Regions from separate parts of the Homo sapiens genome. Here region 1 is linked to region 2. The links are chromatin loops, found by intact Hi-C in ENCODE. Cell type or tissue: CD4-positive, alpha-beta T cell. All regions are shown on one strand. Each heading gives the region's core, and the rest is flanking DNA. Links, peaks and the distances in the headings are about the cores only. Region 1 has its middle 100 kb from the start of NKX1-1. Region 2 overlaps LOC124900647 (nascent polypeptide-associated complex subunit alpha, muscle-specific form-like).

Evidence for each region. Peaks named below come from ENCODE experiments on the same cell type or tissue, not always from the same donor. Only the 100,000 strongest peaks of a DNase experiment are listed, where the experiment ranks them.
Region 1: it touches region 2 in a loop (9-fold over the local background); 10 of 110 quality-filtered maps call a loop at or near these places.

Annotation. Positions count from the first base shown.
Region 1 is chr4:1,506,782-1,515,305 of GRCh38, reverse strand. No RefSeq gene overlaps it. Among named protein-coding and RNA genes, the nearest start is that of NKX1-1, 100 kb to the right of the region's middle. RefSeq lists an enhancer at 2,601-3,251. In CD4-positive, alpha-beta T cell, for the core only: CTCF peaks have their summits at 1,742 and 1,941 (motif pointing right); DNase peaks (open chromatin) are centred at 1,975 and 3,445; H3K27me3 peaks cover 869 bases.
Region 2 is chr4:1,126,562-1,135,085 of GRCh38, reverse strand. All of the region lies in intron 1 of LOC124900647 (nascent polypeptide-associated complex subunit alpha, muscle-specific form-like), which reads right to left. It overlaps LOC105374344 (a long non-coding RNA gene), which reads right to left. Exons shown (of 3, transcript NR_134676.1): 2 at 2,646-2,757; 3 at 2,111-2,377. Among named protein-coding and RNA genes, the nearest start is that of RNF212, 17 kb to the right of the region's middle. RefSeq lists a silencer at 4,310-4,429. In CD4-positive, alpha-beta T cell, for the core only: CTCF peaks have their summits at 4,120 and 4,320 (motif pointing left); a DNase peak (open chromatin) is centred at 4,335.

The DNA of each region.
Region 1 (8,524 bases), core at 237-8,236, 380 kb before region 2:
CACAGTCATCACCATCATCACCACCATCACCACTGTCATTATTATCACCAGCACCATCATCTCCACCACCACCACCACCATCACAATCACCACCATTGTCACCACCATCACCACTGTCATTATTACCATCACCATCACCATCATCTCCACCATCACCATCATCACCATCACCACCACCACCATCCATCACCATCATCACCGCCATCACCATCATCTCCACCACCATGATCGTCACTACCATCAATATCACATCATCACATCAGTATAATCATCACCGTCATCACCACCATCACCAGTGTCATCTTTGTCACCATCACCATCAATAACATCACCGCCATCACCATCACCATCATATCTCCACCACCACCATCACTATCACCACCATCACTATCACCATCATCACCATCACCAATACCATCACCATCATCACTGTCACTATCATCATCACCATCATCATCACCACCACCATCGTCACTACCACTATCATCCCCATCACCACCATCACCATCTCCACCATCACCATTGTTACCATCATCACCACCACCATCGTCATCACTATTACCACCATCACCACTATCATCACCATCACCATCATTGTCATCACCACCACCATCACCACTACCTTTATCATCACCACCATCACCATCACCATCACCATGACTACCATTACCATCATCACCACCATCACCACCACCATCATGACCACTACCACCACCATCACCTCAGTGTCACCACCATCACCATCATCACCATCACCACTATCACCACCAACCACCACCACCATCACTACCATCACTACCACCATCATTACCAACATCACCTCCATCATCATTGTCACTATCACTATCATCACCACCATAACCGTCATGACCATTACCATATCACCATCATCACCATCACCACCATCACCATCATGACCATCACCATCAACTGCCATCACCATCAACCACCATCACCATCATCACTACCATCACTACCACCATCATTACCAACGTCACCTCCATCATCATTGTCACTATCACCATCATCACCACCATAACCATCATGACCATTACCATATCACCATCATCACCATCACCACCATCACCATCATGACCATCACCATCAGCCATAACCATCATCACCATCACCATCATCATCAACCATCATCATCACCACCAGCATCACCATCATCACCATCACCACCACCATCATCCTCATCACCTCCACCATAGCCATTGCCATAATCATCATCTCCTTTCTTCCTGGTCCACAGCTCTTTTCACATCTGGTCTCTTAATAATCAGAACAGTCATGCAAGAGGAGGAAACTGGGACTCAGAGCTGGAGCAACTTCCTTACGGCCACCCAGCAGACATGGCAAAAACCGAGCTGAGGCCAAGTCTGTCGAACTCCAGCTGCTCCAAGGCTCAGGACAGGCGTGTGCTGGCCCATGTTCCCTGGAGGGCTCTTTAGTCCAAGATGGAAGAGTATGGCCACCCAGCTGGGACCAGCAAAGAGAGGTAGGAAGGGTGGGGTGATGAGGGAAGAGCTTCCTCCCAGCCTCACCCTTGAGCCTCAAGGACTGCTTTCCAGAGACCCGGCTCAGGCAGCCCTCACTCCCCAGACCCCCTCCATGTTCTGGTCCTATAAAGAAGGCCGGGCTCAGGCAGCCCTCACTCCTCAGTCCCCCTCGCTGTTCTGGTCCTATAAAGAAGGCCGGAAGCCCGGGCCCTGCCGGGGTCAGCAGGGGTGCCTGTGTGGGCAGCCTGGGGTGTGGGGAGCCAGACCATTTGTGAGTGTCCAGGCTGAACATGACGTTCAGTGTCCAGAGAGGCTGCAGGCGACGGCGCCATGATGGGAGAAGAGGCTGGCGGGCAGGGACTTGGAGGGCGGGGACCTCCAGGCGGGCTGCGGCAGCGGGAAGGGGCCCCAGCGGCTCCGGCGCCGCGCACGGGAGGGGAGGGCCCGCCGCCAGGTGGCGCCTCGCCCTGCTCCACCGATGTGGCCGCGGCTCCCAGCTCCCGGCGGCCCGGCCCCGCCGCCTCCCCACGGCCGCACCTTGCACCGGCACCGCGGATGGGCCCAGTTTCTACGGCAGCGGCGGTCGGCAGTCGGGCTGGGGCTGCCAGCGCGGGCCGCACCCTAGGGCGCACCCCGCTCATGCGCTCCACAGCGCCGCGTGCCCTGCGGCCGTGCTGGGACCCTCCTGGGGCGGTGCTGGGACCCTCCTGGGCGGTGCTGGGACCCTCCTGGGCGGTGCTGGGACCCTCCTGGGCGGTGCTGGGCGGGTCGGGGGGAGGGGGTGCGGGGGCCGGGCTGGGGCCGTGCTGGGCTATGCTGGGGCCGTCCTGGAGCTGTCCTGGGGCCCTGCTGGGCGGCGTTGGGCTGTCCTGGGCTATGCAGGGGACGTCCTGGGGCGGTGCAGGAGCCGTGCTGGGGCCGGGGCTGGACCCGTGCTGGGCTGTCCAAGGCTCGGGGACTGCCCGCACTGGCGCTGCCCCAGGGACCTGGTCCCTGACCCCTGGCTTCCCCGCTGAAGCCCGCCTGGCAGGCCTGTCGCCCCCACGGACATCGGCCCGGACCTGTGGCGCGCTCGGTCCCCATCAGGCCTGACAGTGTGGCCCTTTACCCAGGGCCGCTAATTGATAACACTTAATTAATCTGCCCAGGAGAGAGATCAAATGGGGCTGGGTCCCGGCGGCCGTGTATTGACCCGGTTATTTCAATTAACCGCGGGGCCAGGGACTGCTCTGCTGAGCCCACCCCAGCTGCCCCCGGCCCGATCCCCGATCTGTCTGCGGCCCAGGCCCCACCCCGGCGCCCCGCTCGGGGTCCATGGCCGGCAGCTCCAGGACCGCAAGGCTGCGCCTAAAGGAGCTGCTGCTTGCAATTAACTGCTTTATTTAGGGCATTTTTTTTTTCTTCAAACAGCAATTAGATTTCTGTAGGCTTTGGAGAAAGCAAATGACCAGCAGCAAGACACCTTATAAATCAGGCCCTGAGGGTGGGCGAAGCCCCACTTTGGCAGGTGGCTGGCTGCCCTGCAGGGGCGTGGATGGGAGGGCTGCGCCCAGAACTCCCTCGGGGCCTGTGTGGGCTGGAGCCACGGTCTCTGCCCTGGAAAGGAGAGTTTCGGGAGGCCTTGGGTGCTGGCACCCTATTAAATTGCAAAGCACCCACCCTCCCCTGTCCCGCTACCCTGCCCTTCCTCCCTCATTCCCTCTCACCTCCCCCATCCACCCCCCACCCTTCCTCTCCTCCCTCTCTCCTTCGCCTTCCCTCTCCTCCCCTACTCCCTTCCTCCCTATGCCCGCTCTGTTCCTCCTCCCTATGGAGCTATGATTGGACAGCCTAGGCCATGTGCCCATGTGTGGACCAATTACTATAGTTAGACAGATGGGGCACCATGATTGGACAGCCTAGGCCATGTGTCTGTCCCTGGACCAATCACTGTGGTTAGACATATGGAGCACTATGATTGGATGGCCTGGGCCATGTGCCCACTCCTGGACCAATCACTGTGGTCGTAAAGATGGGGTACTGTGATTGGACAGCTTAGGCCATGTGCCTGGCCCTAGACCAATCCCTGCGGTGGGAGAGATGGGGCACTGTGATTGGCGGCCCTCCTGACGGGGCTGGGGGACCGCTCTGGGGCGGGAGCCACAGCATCCAATGGGGCAGGGGTCGAGGCCGCCCCAGCTGCCTTGATGGCGGTCGTGGGACCCTGGGCGCTGAGCTGGGGCGCGGGCAGCCTGAGTCTGTTAGTCTCTGAGGCCCAGCCACGGAGGCCGCGCTCCGGAACCCTTGAAAACCTCGGGCCCAGCGACAGCCAGTCCCAGCTCCGGGATGGCCATTCCTGTTCTGTCCCCCTTCCTTTCCGGTTCCCAAGTGGCTGTGGTCTCCGGAGGCCCAGTGCAGACTCCTGGTGGCAGGGACTGGGGCGGAGAGCAGGCAGCGACTGCGGAATGGGAACAGGGCTTCCTCTTTGTCGAAGTCAAAATAAAACGTAGATGAATCTCTATGTTTCGTGTGTTTTATTTGAGAGGAAGGAATTGCAGTTCGGGGCACACACTCAGACCAGGGGCGCTCCCCATCTGAGAATAAAAACAAGGCTGCAGCTCAGGAAACAGGAAGGTCACCTGTGGCCCCGAGGACGTCGGGCATTGGAAAAGCTCGGGCCCGCAAGTCCCCACTGCTGGGCCAGGCCGGGCAAAGTCGGCCCCGGAGTTGCGGCCCTGATCGCAGTTGCTGCAGATGAGGCTGCCTTCAGGTGACAGCAGTTTCAGCAGCTGGACTTGCAGAGAATCACATTCCTAGAGGAATGTCTTGCACCCCGAGTGCTTTTCCCTCAGCCTCCTACTCTCATGTAGTTGGGTGTGACAAGAATGACCCAATTTGTAAGATCAACTTTCACAGGGTGAGGAAAATGTTCTGGAATTAGGCCGCGATGATGGTTTCACAACCTTATAAATACACTAAAAATCACAGAATTGCATGCTTTAAAATGGTTAATGTCATGTTATAGTTCAATTTGAAAAAGCAGTGGAAAATTTCTTACGAATTAATACTAAGAGAAACAACCCAATTCAAAACACACCAAAGATTTGAGGAGACGTTCTTACCAGAGAAGATACACAGCTGGTAAGTGAATACATGAAAAGATGCTCGACATTGCTAATTATCAGGAAAACGCAGGTTAAAACCGCACAAAGCTGCCACTGTGCACCTATTGGAGCAGCTGAAATTACAAAGACCAACCTTGCCAAGTGCAGGTGAGGACACGGGGGAGTGTGCGTGCATCGCGGTGGGGAGTAAAGTCGAACCGCCAGTTTAGAAACCAGCTCGGCTGTTTCTTTAAAAATTACATATACATCTACCCTACAATTTCACCATTCCACTCCTAGGCATTTACCCAGGGGAAATGAAAGTGCATGTCCACACAAAGACTTATACTTGAAGTGCATTGAACTTTATCTGTAACAGCCCCAAACTGGAACTACCCATATGTCCATCAAAAGGTGAATTGTAAACTGTATCACTGTGTATCATAACCACACAATGGAGTACTGCTCAGCTCAGCAACAAAACAGAACTACTGTTACTCAAGACGACATGAATGGATTACAAAATAATTGTGCTGCGTGAGAGAAGCCAGAGGGGAAAAGTGTACATTTGTACAAAATTCTAGACAGTGAAACTTAATCTACAGTGACTAAAGATGAGTGGTTGCCGGGCTCAGAGGAAAGGTGGAGAGGAGGTGTCAGGAAGGGACAGAAATGACTTCTGGGGGTGACCAGAATGTTTGTGTCCTGGGTCCTGGGGATGTTCTTGCTGGCATGGACGCATGGACACATGTCAAAACCCATAACATTGTACATGTTAAATATGTGAGGTTTGTTGTATGCCAATGATACTTTGATAAAGCTGTTTTTTTAAAAGGAGCCCATCCCTGGGGCTGCCCTGCTGTCCCTGGTCAGCTGCTCGTGTCCCTTCATAGGACAGGCAGGTGAGCACTGGATGAACCCGCAGCCCTTGGAAGGCCTTGAGCCTCTCCACTCCTCCCTGGCACTGAAGCTGGGCCTCCCTCCCGAGCCCCAAAAGCTAGGGGATGTGCAGATACCGAGATAAATGAATCCCAGCCAGCAGGCATGGGCAGGGAACACCCCGGGGACGAGGGGCAGCACGGAGCCCACAGAGGATGGGGGCAGCCAGGACTGCACAGTGGCTGAGACGGGGGAGGGTCAGGTCTGGTGTGTGGGCCTCTGGGGCAGGGCCTGGGCTCTGAGCATGGTCTCCCCCTTCCACTATCCATGCCCAGCCCCTGATGCCTGTGCCCTGCCTGCTGTCTCCACCTCCAGGGTGCCACGGATGTGGCCCAGGGCCGGCCTCGAGCCTCAGGTCTGCTACTTGCCCTGGGGGAGTATATACCTCACTCCCTGGCCTCAGTTTCCCTGCTTTTAAAAGGAGACCCCATGGGCTGTCTGCTCTTGACCAATGGGAGGCAAGCAAGCTGCTGCTGGAGGGAACATCTTGTTTGAGGCTGCCACGGTGCTCCAGAGACAGCCCCTGTGCTGCTGTCCCTCCAGGTGGAGTGCAGAGGAGGCCCGGAGGCCCAGGTACCCAGGAGCTCCCTGAGGAAGGGAGGGAGGGAGAGCCCTAAACGGAGCTCCCCCACTTCTTCCTCCCTCACCCCCATCTGCCCAGAGAAGATGGGCGTGCATCTCCCTCTCCCCAGGGCCCACCAATCAGGCTCTTCTCTTCCCAAATCCACTCCCCATCCCAGGCGACCGACCCAATCCCCGAGCCTCAGGCGACCGACCCAATCCCCGAGCCTGGAGAGACCTCGCTGGGACACCCTGCCTGGTTCAGCCACCTGCAGCTGTGCCCCACCCTTCAGTGGCGGCCCGCTGGGTGGTCCTGTCTGCATCTGAGAAGCTGAACTTTTCCAGCTGCCAGCCTGCCACAGCCCAGGGAAACAGGATTGCCCCAGACAGAGAACAGAGACACAAAGTGTGGAAAATTGGAGTGACAGCGCTGCACTGATTGCTTGTTGAATGAGTGAGCGAGCAGTTTGCAGGGAAATTTACATTTATATAGTGCATTTCACCAGGCTGGGTCAGGGCCACTGGCCAGATACCCGTGCCACAGCTGCTGGGGCCACACACCTGGGCCCCAGGAGGCTCCCCCATGAGCCTGGGAGGACCCAGGGTGGGCAGAGCCCGGCTGGGCATGGGGGGTGACTCCACATGGCTCTCTCAGGCTCCCCCTATGCACCGCTGCCTGCGGTCCAGGGACCTGTGCCCTTCCAGCACCTCCCACAGCTCTTCCCCCACCCTGCCCTGTCCCTGCTGACCCTCCCATGCCCCCCCACCCCAAGATAACAAGCCTCTCTAGAGCACGCCAGCCTCCCGCCTCTGCTGCCCCTCAACCTCAACTACGTGACCTCACATCCCTCACAGACGCCGGCCCGGCCCTAGCCACCCTGGGGACAGCGAGGACCTGCAAGGGCTGTTTCTCGGCTCAGGGGCAGACGCCATGCCAGTGCCAGCACTTACCACTTGGGCGTCCTGCAGTTAGGAAGAGAGAGTCAGGTGCTGCTACAGATGGAATCACCCCCCCAATCCTGGGATTCCTGTGTTGAAGACCTGACCCCCAGTGCCAGGCTACCTGGAGACAGGGACCCTGAGGGACTGTCATCTGAAGTGATGGGTGTCCCTGCAAGGAGAGAGAGACCTCAGGAGGTGAGGACCCAGTGAGAAGATGCCACCTACAAGCCAGAGAGAGAGGCCTCAGGAGAAACCAAACCTGCTGGCACTGGAGTCTTGGACTTCCAGCCTCCAGAAGTGTGGGAAAATAAATGTGTGTGTGTGAGCTGCCCAGTGTGCTATTTCCATCATGGCAGCGAGCTGACTAACACAGGAGTCCATGTGGAAAAGTGGAGGGGAAATGGCCATTTTTAAACGGATGATGTGGCTGTATCCCTGCAAAATCAACTGAAAACCACCTATAGCAAAAGCGTACGTCAGTAAGGAGGCTGGGAACAAAATAAATAAGCCCAAATCCACAACAACCAGAAAGAAAGAAAATTATAAAATGCTTATGAAGCTGGCCAGATGGCAGTGGCTCACAACTGTAATCCTAGTACTTTGGGAGGCTGAGGCAGGCAGATTGCTTGAGCCCAGGAGTTTGAGACCAGCCTGGGCAACATGGCAAAGCCCCATCTCTACCAAAAATACGAAAACTAGCTGGGTGTGGTGGCGTGCATTTGTGGTCCCAGCTACTTGGGAGGCCGAGGTGGGAGGAGGCAGGAGAATTGCTTGAGCCTGGGAGGTGGAGGTTGCAGTGAGCTGAGACTGCGCCATTGCACTCCAGCCTGGGAACAGAGCAAGACCTTGTCTCAAAAAGGAGAAAAATAAATAAATAAATAACTTAGTAAAAGATGTGAGCCCTGTACCAAGAAAGCTTTCAAGTTCTGCTGGGGGACACAAAAAGCAGCCCATCCCAGGATGGAAAGACTAAACGGAGCTTCATCCCTGAAGTCATTGCCAATAAAAAAACAACAGGATCATTCAGAACCAGACAAGCTGAGTCTGAAGTTGTGCAGAAAGTAAGCTTGCAAGAACAGCGGGAAGCCCAGAGAAGGCACGCGTGGGCTTCGGCATCCAGATAGGAGAATAGATCACAGAGCTACAGGGAGCCGCCATGGCACAAAGGACTCAGCACAAAGCCCAGCAGTGAGTCTACAAAAGAGAATACGTGCTGCAGGCACCTTCTCAACGGAGAAAGCAGAAGATGGAGTGAGTGCCTGGTGACCCCTTGGTACCTAGTTCACTTGCAATCAAATTAAACTATAGACGTAATCTCAGAGGAGACAAAACTTTTCTATGCAAACAAACACTATAAAAGATGGATACATTTGACTAATGTAAAATCATGTATTTCTTTTTTTTTTTTTTTTTTCATTTTTGAGACAGAGTCCTGTTCCCGGGCTGGAATGCAGTGGCATGATTGCTCACTGCAACCTCCGCCTCCCGAGTTCAAGC
Region 2 (8,524 bases), core at 301-8,300:
TCCTGTCTTCACGGGAGGCCTCACCGCCTCTCTGGATTGTCTTGGGTTGGGTGCTCCACAAAGCAGACCCTGAGCCAAGGATTCAAGTGCAAGTGATTTGTTAAGGAAATGCTCCCAGGAGAAGGGAGAGGAAGAGGCCAAGCAAGGGCATTATTTCAGGTTAACCCCAGACTCATCCCAAGCCCTGGAGGAGCCCAGGAGCATGAGATAACTACAGATCCAGCAATTCTGCTCCTAGATCCATACTCAGAACAACTAAAAGCCGGGACTGAGATACTTATGTATCAATGCTCACAGCAGCCAGAAAGTGTGCATCAACAAATGCATGGATAAACAAATGTGGTCCATCCATACAATGGAATATCATTCGGCCATAAAATGAAGGAAATTCTGTTACATGCCACAACACAGATGAACCTTGGAAATATTATGGTAAGTGAAATAAGCCAGACACAAAAAGAGAAATACCGTATGATACTACATGTAAGGGACCTAGAGGAGTCAAATCCATAGAGCCACATAGAGACTCTTGGGAGTCAGGGGGATGGGAGTTATTGCTTAAGTGGGTAGACTTTCTGCTCAGGAAGATGAGAACATTCTGGAAATGGATGGTAGTGATGGTTACACAACAACGTGGCTATACTTAATGTCACTGAATTGTATACTTAAAATGGTTAAAATGGTAAATTTTCTGTTACGTATATTTTACCACACTTTTTAAAAACATTTTTTAAAAATCTGGGTAAGGGCCAGATGCGGTGGCTCACGCCTGTAATCCCAGGACTTTGGGAGGCTGAGGTGGGCAGATCACGAGGTCAGGAGATTGAGACCATCCTGGTTAACATGGTGAAACCCTGTCTCTAAAAATACAAAGAAAAATTAGCCGGGCGTGGTGGTGGGCGCCTGTAGTACCAGCTACTCAGGAGGCTGAGGCAAGAGAATGGCGTGAACCTGGGAGGCGGAGCTTGCAGTGAGCCGAGATTGCGCCACTGCACTCCAACCTGGGTGACAGAGCAAGACGCCGTCTCAAAAAACAGTAATAAAATAAAATCTGGATAAGATATGCCACAGCTTGTTCCACCTCCAGGCAAAGGAGCCGGGCATTTGTACTCACATCCCATTCGTTGGCACTGGCTCAGGCTGAGGAGGCACAGACCTCAACTCAGGCTCTTCCTGTCCTCTGTGCAGGGTATGGCTCCAGCACCCAAGGCCTCCTTTAAGGCCACAAGCTGCAGTCAAGCATGCCAAAGCCAGGGGTGGCTAAGAGAGCAGGAAGGGACCTTACGGGCAAGGGGTCATCAGCAGTGCCCACTACAGCCCTGTGGGCCCAAGTCACGGCAACTGTCTTCTCTGTGGCCAAGGCAAAGTGCTCTCACCCCAGGAGTGTTGCTGATACCTGGCCTTACCACAGGCCGTTTGCTAATACTCATGGTGTCTAAAGATGCTGACTTGGGGGAAGTGTCTGCCCTTTCAATCGTTTCTCTTTGGTGATGAAAAATGACACACATCTAAGAATAAATGTAAGGTAAATGTGCATAATGTCTACATTGAAAACAACCAACCAGTCACAGAGGGCTATCCCGTATTCACAGGATAGAAAAATGGGCAGGAGATTAAGAGGCTTCACACGAGAGGAGACCTGAATGGCCAGGAAGTGGATGAGAAGGTGCTTGAGTTTGTTAATCATCAGGAAAAACATAAAGCAAAGCCCACTGGGATGTGACTACACACTCACCAAATGCCAAAATGAACAAAACAGAAAATAAGCATACACGTGGATGTGGAGCTCCCACACACTGTGGGCTGTGAGCAGGCACCACCGTTTCCCACCTACCGAAGCTGAACGTGGGCACACCCCATGACCGGGTAAACAGGAACTGTCCAACACAAATGCACGCATTGGCTCACAAGACATGCACGAGAGTCTTCATAGCAGCACGATGTGAAATAGCCACAAACTGGACACTGCCTACATGCCCATCAATAGGCAAATGTATAAGAATAGTTGTATATTCAAAAATGCAGTATTAAACAGCAATGACAGTGATCTACATGGGCATACAGCAACACAGACGGCACTCACGAAATGTCGATTAAAAGAAGCCAGACACAGAGCATACATTTTTATATAAAGCACAACAACAGACAAAAATAATCTGTATTTAGAAGTCAGCGTAGTGGCTCCCTTGGTGGGGGTAGTGATAGGTGGCATGGCAGCTTCCAGGATGCTGACGATGTCTGGACCAGGGCGATTCTGTCTGTGAGAATGTGCTGAGCTGTACTCTGACGATCTTTTTGTCAAAAACAGGCTGCTTCTACTGAGACTCTTCAAAACGTTATAGGGAAACAGAATATCCTCCTGGGAAATGGGGACATTCTAGAAGAGATCACCATGTTCACAGCTACTCTTGAAAGCAACTGCTTTCTATGCCCAGGTCTGCACCTCATCAACTAAATCAGAGCACGTGGCGCAGAAGCTGAGCATCAGCAGCATGTAAAGGTCCCCAGATGACGCCAACGTGCAGCCAATTTCAGGACCCGCTGGATGATCTTTCCTCCCACATGACAGTGGGAATTTACAGACCCCGTCCCCCAGCCTGGAAGTCTCCCCTCACCCTTGGAGTCTCAGTCTAAATGTCACTTACCCTCCTCGAGGTTCCTGTTACCCTCAGAATAGGAGCAGGCAGTATGATCAATGAGAAAAAAGGGCCAGGTCCTAGAGGACTGAGGAACTCTTTAGTGAATCTGGATTTCATTCTAAGATCAATAAGGAGGCATTGAAGAAATTAAGTAAACATCATCCCTCTTCTGTCACTTACCCCATTCTGTCTTAGTTAGACATGAATTAATTGTAGTTAGCACATTTTGAGTGATGACCATGGGCAGGCAGTGTTCTCAGGGAATGCACTGATTAATCTCCATGACCACCCTGACATAGGGCCTGCTACTATCCTCGTCTTACTTCTGAGAGGTTTTGTAAAGTCACCTGAGATCACACAGCTTGGGAGTGGTAGAGCCAGAGCCAGGGTCAACCAGATAATTCTGCCTTAAACCACCATGCACAGGGCCTCCCATTGCCTCATCCTTTCCTCAAACACAGAATGACCCTCAGTGTCTGCCAAGCTCCATACTGAACACTGGGAAGATAATGTTGGGTCTTTCTTCAGCTCTCTGAATATACCTGAATTTAGCTTACAGAAGAATATTTAAAACAGAAAGACAGTCACAAAACATTAGGTGGAAAAATCAAGCTACGGATAGTATGTGCAGTATGATCTCATTTTTTATAAAATATAAAAATGTACTTACAGGAAAAAGGCTAAAAGGATAATATGAAATACCAAAAACTTCTAATGGAGATTTTACTTTCTAAACTCCCTACAATGAATGTTTTACTTTTCTAATACCAACCCAAATGACCCACAATGCCAACCTCAAGGACTCATCTTCTGGAGCCAATGGGGCAGCCATGCCAGGGATCACAGGGAAAGGCTGGCTGCCTTATCAAGGGTGGGCACAGGGTACCAGGGAGGCCAGGATAGGTGCAGCCTGGTGGACAGCATCTGCATCCCTGGTGCAGCTCCCCTCCCACAGGGTCTAGATGCTCCTGGCACCCAGTGTTTACTGAACACCCAAGAGGAGTAAGGCCTCTACCTGGAGGCTCTGCAAGAACAACATGTGGAGTTGGTTTACAACACACACACACACCCCACATCCAAGTCTGTAGGGAGTAGTGGTGTTGCTTTTAGTGGCCAATGCCCTGAATTTGGGAATCAGCCCTGCTAAATTTCAATCTTGGAGCTGCCACGTATTATCTGGATTTTAGATAAGTCATCTCAGCCTCTTCAGGCCTCAGGCCCCTCCTCTCTAAAATTGGGTACTGTTAGACCTGCTTAACAGGGTTGTGGGGTTAAATGGGAATGTCGCTAGAAAAACTTTGTGAGTTAAAAGCCTAATAATAATGTAAAGAATTATGTATCAAGTACTTACACGGAGCTTCATTTACAAGGTGCTAATCTCTGTGTTAAATAGCACACAACTATTAAGCCACATATTCTTCATACCCTAAGAGAGATGCCATGATTATACTTGCTTTACTGGTGGGGAAACACACTGAGCAGCTCGGTATCTTGTCCAAGACGGCACAGCTAGTAAGCTCCATCCCAGTTCCTAGCAGCCTCTCTCACCACGCAGTGAGAAGCAAGACACAGCATCTCATCCGTGGATATCTGCGTTCTGTACAGACACCTCCTGTTACACGATTATTTCATCTACACTGCACTGAGTGCTCCCCCAGGCTTACTCTCCCCAGGAGCAATGCTTCTCTTCTGCCATCTAGTGGCAGCCATGGCGCATGACACCTGAGGGGGCGTGTGCTTAAGGCTGGAGGATCTTGGCAAAATCAAGCAGAAATTCTCTTCCTCCATTCTGATAACTCAAAGTAGTATGCCAGGAATACTGGCATTTTAATGGGAGGAGGGGGGGCAACTGGCACTCACTCATTCAAAATCATTTGCTGAGCATGTACTGTAGGACACACTTTCATTCGTTCCACAAAGATGTATTGAGCCCCTACCAAGGAGCCAAACACCACCCTAGGTTTACTGCCAGGCTCTAGACAGCCAAAGAAACAGGAATAAAATACATTTCCTGCCCTCTAGTACCTTACGGAATACAGACAAGGGGGGCCACCAGAACATGCGGGTATGCTGACAAGATTAGCTCCATATGGGCAAGTGGGGGCAGCAACAAGAGCAAAATCCTATAAAATAAGAGGGGGTGGCCACTGACAGAATAGGGAACCCCACCCATCCCAACAAGCGGGAGCCAGAAAGGGTAAACGTGGGGGGGTTAGGACATTTGCTGGTGAAAACATGGTGTCTTATTCTGTTTTCTGCTGCTCTGACAGAGTACCACAGCCTTGGCAATTTATAAAGTTTATTTGGCTCACAGTTCTGGAGGCAGGAGAGTCCAAGAGCATGACACCAGCATCTGGCAAGGGTCAGCCCACGGTGGAAGGTCAAGTCAGTGCATGAGACAGAGAGAGAAGTAGGCCAAACTTATCTTTTTGATGAGAACCCCACTCCCACAATGGCTTTAACCCCTTCATGAGAGTGAAGGCTTCATGACCCAATCACTTCTTGAAGACTCCACCCCGAATACTGGTAAAATAGCAATTAAATAGCAACATGAGCTCAGGGGAGCCATTCAAGCCACAGCAGGTGGAGACTCTTACCATTTCCATAAGACACAAGGTAACCATCTGAGAAGTGGGAGTAGGGGCAGGAAAGTACTGAAAGAGGCTAAGGAGAAAAGACACACATGAACCAGTTGTTTTAGAGAATAGTGAGCACACATAACTGTGATTTTTAGGTGGTGATATATTTGGAAAGTGACTTGGAAAGCCTCACTGTGCGCTTCTCTCCAGGAACATTCAGCTACTTCAGCAAAGGTGCCTCATCACCTTTAGGGCTTTGTTGCCTGTGTTGCTGAATGCCTCAAATGCACTTTAAAAGAAATGTGTATTCTACTGTATAGGAGAATGTTCTATAAATGGCAAGTAGGTCCTGTTGGTTGATGATGCTAATTAGTTGTTCCACATCCTTGCTGATTTTGTCTAGTTCTATCAAGTACCAAGAGAGGAGTACAGAAGTACCAAGTATAAACAGGGATGTGTCTACTCCTCCTTTCAGTTGTCAGTTTTACTCCACGTTTTGAAGCTCTCTTGTTTGGTGCATTTAGGGTGGTTGTCTTCTTGGTGAATTGATACCTTTATTATTGTGTAATGTCTCTCTTTATTCTTGGTAATTTTCTTTGCTCTGAAGTGTACTTTTTTTTTTTTTAAGTAGGGCCTCACTCTGTTGCCCAGGCTGGAGTACAGTGGTTCAGTCATAGCTCACTGTTAACCTTGAACTCCTAGGTTCAAGGGCTCGTCCCACCTCAGCCTCCTGAGCAGCTAGAACTACTGGTGCATGCCACCACACCTGGCCAACTTTTAATTTTTTTTTGTAGAGACAGGGTTTTGCTATGTTGCCCAGGCTGGTCTTAAACCCTAGCCTCAAGTAATCCTCCTGCCTCGGCCTCCCAAAGCACTGAGATTATAGGTATGAGCCACCACACCCAGCCCTCTGAAGCCTACTTTGTCTGATATTTATATAGGCACTCAAGATTTTTAAAAACCCATGTCAAAGTGGTATATCTTTTTTCATATTTTTACTTTTAACCTGCCTGTAGCACTATATTCAAAGTGATTTTCTTGTACACTGCATTATAATTGGGTCATTTAAAAAATCTATTTTGATAATCTTTGTCTGTTTAGACCACTTACATGTAATGTAATTACAGATGTCAAGATTTAGGTCTGCCGTTTTATTATTTTATTTTTATTCTTCCCCTGTTTTTTATTCCCGTTTTCCATTTCCTGCCTTCCTGTGGGCTATTTGAACATTTTGTACTACTTTATTTTGATTTACCTATAGTGTTGTTCGCTTTATCTTTTTCTATAATTTTTACTTGTGGTTACCCTTGGGATTATCATACACATCCTTATCAGTCTAGTAATATCAATATTTTACCATTTCAAGAGAAATACAGAAACCTTACCACCATTTAAGTCCCTTTGCTCTCCCATTCTTTATAACATAGTTGTCTTAAATATTACCTCTGCATACAATGAAAAGCGTATCAGGCATTGTTATAATTTATTTAAAAATTTTTTTCCATAGGTTACTGGGGAACAGGTGGTGTCTGGTTACGAGTAGCTTCTTTAGTGGTGATTTGTGAGATTTTGGTGCACCCATCACCCAAGCAGTGTATACTGCACTCAATTTGTAGTCTTTTATCCCTCACCTCCTTCTCACCCTTTCCCCCGAGTCCCCAAAGTCCATTATGTCATTCTTATGCCTTTGCATCCTCATAGCTTAGCTTCCACTTATGAGTAAGAACATACAGCGTTTGGTTTTCCATTCTTGAGTTACTTCACTTAGAATAAGTCTCCAATCTCATCCAGGTTGCTGCAAATGCCATTAATTCATTCTGTTTATGGCCGAGTAGTATTCCATCCACCCTGTTTGTGTGCTACCTAGAGGTTAATCTGAAACCTAGGCAGTATTCCACACCATAGTTGAATTCTCAAAGTTTCTGCTTTATTGATTCTGGTCAGTTTCAAGCATGAGCTGCTCAGAGGTGTGCTCAGGACTTCATACACAGAGTTAAAGATTTTTCTCTCCAGTTCTCTCTTCTCTGAAATCCTCCCCAAGTCTCTAGTGTAGAGACACTGACTCTTTATTGTCCTTCACTTAGTGCTCGGTGGGCATGTTGACAGGGCGCCACCCCACAGTCTCCATGCTGAAGCATCCAGTGGGAGGGGTGCAATTTCTTTAAGGTGTTCATCTGGAGTAGGGCAGTAATATAGTTTGGGTATTTGTCCCCACCCAAATCTCATGTTGAATTTTAATCCCCAGTGCTGGAGGTGGAGCCTGGTGAAAGGTATTTGGATCATGGGGGTGGATTCCTCACGAATGGCTTGGGCCATCTCCTTGGTGATAAGTGAGCTCTTACTCTGAGTTCACAAAACATCTGATCACTTAAAAGTAAGTGGCATCTCCCCCCACTCTCTCTCTTGCTTGCTCCTGCTTTTTTTATTTCTTATTGAAACTTTCATTGGTCTTGATGCTCCTCCTTTTGCTATGTTATGGCCTGCTCCTCCTTCACCTTCCACCATGCTTGTCAGCTTCCTGAGGCCTCCCTAGAAGCCAAGCAGATGCCAGCACCATGCCTCCTGTAAAGCCTGCAGAACCATGAGCCAATTAAACCTTTTTTCTCTGTAAATTACCCAGTCTCAGATATTTCTTTACAGCAATGCAAGAACAGCCTAATACAGGGAGGTATACTCAAAGAAGCTTCATCTTGCAGGGCATCCTATTCCAGATCTTTTGGCTGGAGACATTAGGTTCTTTTCAAAATTTTGGTCTGCAATTGTAGGTTGCAGACTGCCATAGCACCCAGACCAGGATATACAGGAGGAAGAAAACAAACAGATAACCCACTGCTGAGTTGTGCTATGAGTCCTGAGGTCCTTGGCCACTCTATCTTCTTTCAGAGTCGTCTGGTAGTTGCTTTATAAATTTTGCCCAGGATTTTTAGTTGAAATCAGCAGGAGAAATAGGACAGAATGGACCTATCCCATCTTGTCCAGAACCATCAGTGATACCTTTTTTAAAACCTTCTTAAAATGGATCATACTAAAAAGTACTGAATACACATTACACATATAGTTAACAAACTTTGGGATGGGAAGAGCGGGAGAGATGGGCCAGAACTATTTGAAAGATGCCTTAAGACTGAGGTCACTCTACAGTGCAGGCAGAGCTTGAAAGTTAGTTGCAGCTTTCTTATCCCTGGAAGTGTTCCCTCTAGTTGTCTCCCAGAGAGTACATATTCCATGGGATGCCCTTGTGGCCAATATCCAGCCTCACATTCCCTTCTCAAGCCCTATCAGGGAATTGTCTCTCTCTTGCCTTCC